Regions from separate parts of the Homo sapiens genome. Here region 1 is linked to region 2. A link is a loop called in an ENCODE intact Hi-C map of the cell type or tissue named here. Cell type or tissue: PC-3. All regions are shown on one strand.

Region 1 (4,000 bases), 130 kb before region 2:
AGTTCAGAACCAGTAATAAGGCAAAGCTGTTACATAGACTCTTATCCATTAATATTAGTTATCATTGCTCTCCAAAGGACTACATCCAAAGGAAACTGATTTGGAAAATCAGTTTCATCTTCCACTTTTTTGTCTTTCTCTGGGAGACAGACAACATCCATTTATTAAGGTATAAATTATCAGAATGGGCCAATGAGTACAAGTGTGAAACTGTGTAAGCTAAAATAATTGTCAGCATTTTTGTAAATCCCAGGGACCCAGCTTGGTCTCTCGTTTTTATATTCTTCCTTGAAGACCCATGAATTACAGTTGAGGCAATCTCACTGTCAATAAATGTTCCTAGTCTCAGCACACATGAGATTGCGATGAAATTGAGATTCTTAGTCCTCAAAACTCTGCCTTTTACTTATTTAGTCAGTCACTCAACTAATATTTACTTAGCACTTAAATCAGATGATATTCTGGGCACGGGAGAAACAGCAGTACACAAAGTCCCTGCCCTAAAGAAGCTTACATTCAACTGGAAGGAAACCAACAATAAATATACAATTAAATGTATAATATGTCAAATAAGTGCCATGGAGGAAATCTAAGCAAAGAAACTTGGCAGGGAATACCCGAAACAACTAGAGGGAGAAGTTGCCACTTTTCATAGGATGATCAGATGGTTGCAAAAGGTTCTATTTAACACTCCAGAGGAAAGTGAGGTTCATTCTGAGTGTAGAGAAATAGTATGGATACAGAGACAACATGGAAATACTGAGATCATGCCTCAGTAGAAAGGTCACTAATGCGGTATTAAGGAACTCTAAACTGGTAGCTATTCAATCCCTGAGCCCCAAGGGCTTAACTGAAGTGTTAGGAAGTCTCAGTTTCTAAACTGTTGCAATAGTTCAATTAGACATATGGAAGTCAGAATCATACCAGAATGAAGATATTTAGCAATAATTGGAATGTCTGAGAGACAGAAGACCTGGAACTAAACATGGTACTGGAAGTGAAAACAAAAGTTAGATTACATGATTCCCAAAGGAAAGCAAATTTAGACCTTGTGATTAACCTTACGGTCCTGACACTGTATCACAGGAGCTTTTGTGACTTGGCTCCAGGTTGTCAGAATTAATGAGATTACATGATCTTTCTACTAATAACAAATCCACAATGAGTGAAAGTGTATAATGGGGAGGCTGACAGATGTCAAGTTACAAGACATCTGAATAGGGACATAGGGCTCCCCCAAATTTGTATCATAACTTGGGCCCTGAATTTCTCAGATAAATATTTGATACACATACCAAGTGTCCATGTATCAGTAAATAGATTAGGAAGGGAGAAATTATGAGATAGACTGTGAAATGGAAATGTAGGTTAAATCATGGCATAATAATGTACAGACAGGAAGAGAATAACAAGTCTTCATATAATCTTTCTTTCCAGCTGTCAAGAATGACAACATGAATAATATATAACTTTTGGGAAAATGTTAGTATGTTCACATTATACTTCTTCCTACTTTCCTACAGTCATTTAATTCATATACGTTTTATATACTCTGAGAATTCTTAAGGTAATTGCCTATATTCTTTATCTGCCTTAAACAAACAAACAAAAAGAAAAAAGAAAAAAATTCCCCTTAGCTACTGAAATCAAGGGAGACGGTTCCTTTGTTCCTGCTGATTGATTTGACTAATTTTTTTTAGACAATTTGATTTGTTTTTTGAGACAGGATCTTGCTTTGTCACCCAGGCTGGAGTCCAATGGCAAGACAATAGCTCTCTGAAGCCTCTATCTCCTGAGCTCAAGTGACCTTCAGCCTTCTGAATAGCTAGGTCTACAGGCATGCACCAAAACACCTGACTAATTTTTAAATTATTTTTTGTAAAGACGGGGTCTTGCTCTATGGCTCAGGCTCATCTCGAACTCCTGGCCTTAAGTGATCCTCCCACCTCAGGCACACAGGTATTCTCATGGATTTATAAAAGATTGCTTTATATAGTATAATTAAAAAACATGGTCTATTTTCATAGAAAGAATACAGGTTTGTGTACACATCAGCATTGCAACATTTAATTAATTTAAAGTGTAATCTTTTGGATGAGTAGCCCACAGATTGCTACACAAAATATAAGCCATTTTGACTAAAAATATATATTGTTTAATAAGGACTCCTTCAAAATGTAATTATGATATAAAACTCTGGCCATGTTTAAGTTTCAGTTATAGTTACAAAATTTGGGGGTTTGCTTGACTAAATTTTAGCCATTGAAGCAGTCATTCATGTATATCCTTCAGATCAACTTCCACTAGGGAAAGCAAGCCACCGAGAGGCCATGGCAATGCTTCAAACCACAATGAGTCAAGGCAATTTTTTATTTTATTTGGCCAGTGCTCCAGGTCATTGTAATTTAATGAGTAGTAATCCTATTTAAAAATATGTTGCAGGCAGCAAGGTGCCTGCTGGGAGAAAGCAGCTACGCATGAACAGCTCAATATGTATTGTGTGCTTTCAACCGTTCAATAATCGATTCACCCTTGTTATGAGAAAATAAATGCCAAAGTCCCCAAAGTTAATTTCTGAAGAAAGCATTTACAAGGCAACCAGATTATTAAAAGTTTCCGTGGGTTATCTTCTGTCTGATTATTTGTTCCTGAAATCTCTGTGCTGCATCTTCACAATATCCCATTCAGAAACTGTAAAAGATCCTAACAGTAAATTCCAGCAGGAAGATTGGCTACATTTCCTTACTATCACCAAAGTGCTGAAAGCTTATTTGGACTAAAGCATTTTACAGATTCAACTCTTTTTTCACTCTCTAGTCTTACTTTTAAATATACCAGATGCATTTAATAAGCTATCAAATAAGGCTTTCAGGAGGCTTAACTGTAAGATGTCAGATCTTCTACTTCATGTGTTATTCAGTAATTTTCAATTTCTGAAATTTGTGCATTAAAAGAAGATAACATATTCTTTAGACTAGTCAGAATTTTAGAAAGTCCTAGTTATATGTTATGGGCTTTCTACATTTCCCTGTTACCATAGAAATGGTTTTATGAAGGACTGAATCTGTGCAGCATAATCGCAAACATTAAATTGGCATATAAAAGCATTCCAGCCTAGCATCTCTACTGTCTATGTTAATGGTTTTGCTGCTTTTATAGCAGTATCTTACCATGCTGTAATTCATTCAGGGAGCCTTAAACACTATCTTTCATTGAACTGGATTTCAGAGGAGTGTCTTATGCATTGTGCACCGTTTTTGTTACCTAGCTAAGCTCCCAGTGCATCATATTGCCACATCAATGAGTTTTGTGGATTAGAAATCAAACCAGAGAACTATACACATCAGAGCACCAAATGTAAATGCATGACTCTTACTCATTTGACTTCAATTAGTAAGAGAATGTGAGTGGTAAACGAGATTCATTTTCTTGGATCCCAATCACATTGCCATTTAACAGAAATTGATGAAAAGTTCACCTCAGTGAGTAAATATACTTGCTCATCTAAGTTACTAAACTTAACTTTCTCAAATCTTCTCTCTTAGAAGGTTACTACATAAATTTAAATAGCATAGAATTTATAAATAAAGATGAGTTTAGGGTTTCACCTGATTAATAACAAACCCACTCTGCTGTTAAAACAGTCCAAAACAACTCAAGCTAGTCATCTAGGCAGCTTTAGGAAAGTAATATTTTGGCACTTGTTCATCTGCCATAAAGTTCAATCAGAATTCCCAACCCTTCTATTTTAACGGCTCAAAACTTTGATTTTAACTCCCTCTAGATTAAGAAAGCAGATGTTCTATTCTGCTATCTACCCAAACTGAAGTTAATTAAATTCTTTCTTGTAACTAAAACTAGCAAGAATCTAAAATTAACAGCTACTTTAATTCTTCTGTGTGTCATCTTTTACTGCAATCTGCTTGTAGAATAGGCATTGTTCAGCAAATTTTTACCTGATTGTGGAGAACTAGTTTTCTCTGAGCTGATGTCAGTGGTG
Region 2 (4,000 bases):
TTTGAAAGACTGTTCTAAATTATCTGAAATTTCCTAAATGCAAACCCTGCCACTTCTAACTGATCCAGAATAAGAGTTCAGTATCACTCTTATCATCTACAACCTTCTCTGATCATTCCCTTTCCCCACATCACCCATGCTAAATCTATATTGTGTTTTTTCTCAGAGCAGGACTAGTCTGATTGTCTAGAAATTGTTTCCCAGCTCCACCACAGGCTAGCAGTCACTATTACCTAACAACTTTCTGGCCTAATTCCCATATTTTAAAAAATGGGTGGCCCCATATATATTCATATCTCTTTTAGATTTGAGTTTTTACCTTAATTAGGTAAAAGAGTTTAGTCATTTCTCACAAATAAAGAGATGACTAAAAAGGCCTGTCTTTCTTGAACATCTACTGTCCTGAACTTTAACAATCATTTTAACATGAATTATTTTCCTTTATTCTCCATGTTAGTAACTCCACATTCCATTTGGAAACAAGATTCATGTTCTCAGCTCCAGAATAACTAAATTATTCATTCTGGTTTCCACAAACTCTAATTTGGGTTACAATATTTTTCTAATCCACAATATCATTAAACTATAAAATTCCCATAGTAATTTTTCTATTAAAAAATCAAATAATGCCAGCACAATTCATACTTTCTCTTTGAAACCACAGGAAGAGCTTTGTGACCTTTCAAAGTTTTAGTAGTTAAATTAAGTTTTATTATAATCCCCTTCCCAATTATCCTATTTTTAAAAAAATCAAATTCAGCATTGTTGAAAACCAGAAATACTCAACACCAACATAAAATATGAGTCAGTAGCCAAGGCTTGATGTAGTATATGCACTTGTCATTTCTTACACAACTAAAATTTTACCAGGATATTTCCTAAATATTACATGTGATCAAAAGTCTTTTCACTCATTTTATGGGTTTTAAGAGGCTCACCATAATTTTGCTTATAGCTCTTCTTTCTAATACAGTTGGGCACTACCTTGATAATCCATCAAATAATCTAAGATACAAAACAAAGGACTGCTGGCTGGTAAGCCACTGAGGGACCAAGCCACGAGTCACCCAAAAGCCATCAGAAACTGTACAAAATAACAGGTAAAGGAGAAAATTTCTAGCTAATGCCACAAGAAAACTAGTAGTTCTATGTAGACATTAAACACAAAACCCAGCCATATTTGCACAGAACTCTATACTAGGGTGTTAGCCACTTTTAGACAACTTATTCTTTCTCAAATTAATAAATGGCATCTACATTTGATACAGCCAATGATTAAAATTAAAATTAAATATGCATTGTATTGACATGACCCAAATATCAATAATTCATTAAAATGGTCTCGAACTGAGGGATCTTTTTTTTTGTTTTAAATAGAGGAAAAATTGCAAGAAAAAAGTAATTAGATGATAGATATGGTATTCCTGTGGTGAACTATTGCAGCAGCTCATCATATTTACCCAGGTATCTCTTTAAGGTCTTATTTGTGAAAGTTTGTGATAAAACCGAAAAGAACTTTTAAATTCATTTGGCTTTTGAGATTATCACTCTATTTAACCTTGAAAGCTTTTTGCATTTTCTCATGTCTTTGTTTGCTTTCAGCAATTTATCTTCATTTTAACTTTAATCCATTTTATATCGCCTGCCTCATCTTTGATCCACAAGGTTTAACCTTTTATTTTCTTTTTTTAATCTGCTGTGTCTACGGTGTGGTAAGGTGGGGATAACAAAGCCTTCTGTCTCCTGTTTATAAAGGGGTATATAATATAATTAGCTTGAATAGGTTATATATACATAAGTGTGTGTGTGTGTGTGTGTGTGTGTGATTAAACAATGTGTGTGTGTGCATGATTAACCAATGATCATTTTATCTATTAGATTGAAAGCTGGTATCAAAATGATACTTGTTCCATATTAAGTAGCAATTTCACATAGGATTTTCAACACTGATCCTGTCAGTTACACTATCCTCAAGGTGACAACATTTTGTCTCAAGTGGCCTAAGGATTTCAACATTACTTCTGACAAAAGTGGAAGCAAACACTTATCAATTTTTCTATAAGAACCATGAAACTACCATTGCAGTGGCTGTCTTACATCTTTGCATAGAATATCAATAGTTTAGACTAGCTTTGCACAACTAGGATCATTTTTTACATTAGGTATTACAGACACAGACAAGAGACTCTTTGAGCTTTCCAAGGGCCTGAAAATAATTATATATCAGTGGCTACAAAATTTAAAAATTAATGAGATATTTGAGTAATAGCTGCAAAAATGTTATGTCACCTGTGACTCAATTCACATACAAACATAATAAAATTTAAATCTCCAGGGCAAAAGAAATAACTAATTCCATTAAAGTAAAATTATCTTAAAATTTTTTATCAAAAATATATTTAATGTGATGATTCAAATATTTGCATTAGAATTAGAATCTGTTTAATATGATAAGTGGGGTCTGCCAAAGCAAGCATGCCTGGGACAAATGTGATCACTATAGATCTTTATTTGCATGTCAGTAAAACAGTAATTAGAGACTGTGAAACACAGAATTTTGTAAGGCAACAAAAATATCTGTATGAGAACTAGTTGTAGGCTGGAAATTACTTTCTCACAGACATTAAATCAGATAAATTAGGATTTTCCAGAAATCTTACCCAGTGAAAAGAAAATCCCAGGAGCCTTGGGTCTTATTATAATTGGTCTTATTCCTATCTCATTTCTGAAAACAACATGAGTAGGACAGCTGTACTCTAAGATAATTAAAGATGGTTTATACTATTCTGAAGTTATCATGGGTATCAGTATATCTATGATTTTTTTTCCAGCAATTGAAGCTTGCCAAAGATATACCATAGCAGAGACACTCAGAAAATGTGCCCATAAAGTAGTAATTGCTTCATATTTGTTTAACAACTTGGAGTGTCTGACAATGACCCCCTTACATTTTTTACCTGAGAAAAATCAGAGCAGAAAATTCTCAGCAGAATGTCATGAGCTTTTAAGGATCAGACTTATAAACTACCTTATATCAAACCACCACATCCTATTACAGTTCCACACCTTGTTGAAGGCCCAATATAAACTTGGGCTTGAAATCAAGCACCCCAGTGTTACAAGCTAGCCTGTTTCTCACAGTAACAATTCCACAGAGAGAAACTGCTCTCACTTCCTAACGGGTTTGAGATGCTGAAATGTAACTGCTTCTCTTCAGTAATTTTCCATCAAATGTGCAAGATACACCTTGACAGTGAAACATCGTTTCTCATTTACCTCTTCAACAAGATTGAAATATTCCTTCTCTATAACAGGACATTCATTTTACTTAAAGAAAACCAGGGTTGATCTCTGTGGTTTCATTTCTTTTTCCAAATACTTTCTCATTTAAAAAATATACCCCAAACAAACAAACAAACAAAAAACACATAGATTTTTTAGCTCGTAGGAACTGATAAGAACAATGCTTTTTAACGTGCTACCAGTATCTCAAAGTGATATGCAATTTGAGTTGTTCTGAGTCAGCCACTTTTAGTGGCTAGCTTTCTTGGCGACCACCTATCTAGTTGCTGAGAATACAGGCTGCAGTAATGAACACAATTTAAAATCATGCACTCATTGTATGGATTACCAAATCAATGTGTATGAAACCTGCCGGGAACTCAAAGTTTTTGTTTAAAGTAAAACATTTCCAGTAGTAGAAAGGGAAATAATTTTGGAAAGTTGAAATCAGAGTGATGAACTATAGCACAATGTTTCAAAGCTCTGGCTGCCATCATCCCTATCAGAGTTGTTACACTGCAATATGAATAAAAAGCCCATCCCACTTATGAATCAATTAGAAGTGAGATTAGGGATGAAGTTCATTCTGACCTACAAGTCCTTGTATAGGAATTTGTCTTTGTCAAACAGCCAGTGGTTTTATTTTCCCCAACTGCTAATATCTTGTTCCAGTATAATAGTAGGTTGGGTGATAAATAATGAGAAAGGCATTTAATCT

Evidence for each region. Hi-C counts contacts between places; a loop is a spot of excess contacts. Peaks named below come from ENCODE experiments on the same cell type or tissue, not always from the same donor. Only the 100,000 strongest peaks of a DNase experiment are listed, where the experiment ranks them.
Region 1: it touches region 2 in a loop (4-fold over the local background); 2 of 110 quality-filtered maps call a loop at or near these places.

Annotation. Positions count from the first base shown.
Region 1 is chr5:103,742,749-103,746,748 of GRCh38, reverse strand. All of the region lies in intron 2 of LOC105379107 (a long non-coding RNA gene), which reads right to left. Among named protein-coding and RNA genes, the nearest start is that of NUDT12, 180 kb to the right of the region's middle. In PC-3, no CTCF peak of the experiment used is centred here; a DNase peak (open chromatin) is centred at 2,348; H3K4me3 peaks cover 639 bases; H3K27ac peaks cover 1,054 bases.
Region 2 is chr5:103,613,080-103,617,079 of GRCh38, reverse strand. The region is part of intron 1 of LOC105379107 (a long non-coding RNA gene); the gene reads right to left. Among named protein-coding and RNA genes, the nearest start is that of NUDT12, 52 kb to the right of the region's middle. In PC-3, no CTCF peak of the experiment used is centred here; no DNase peak of the experiment used is centred here.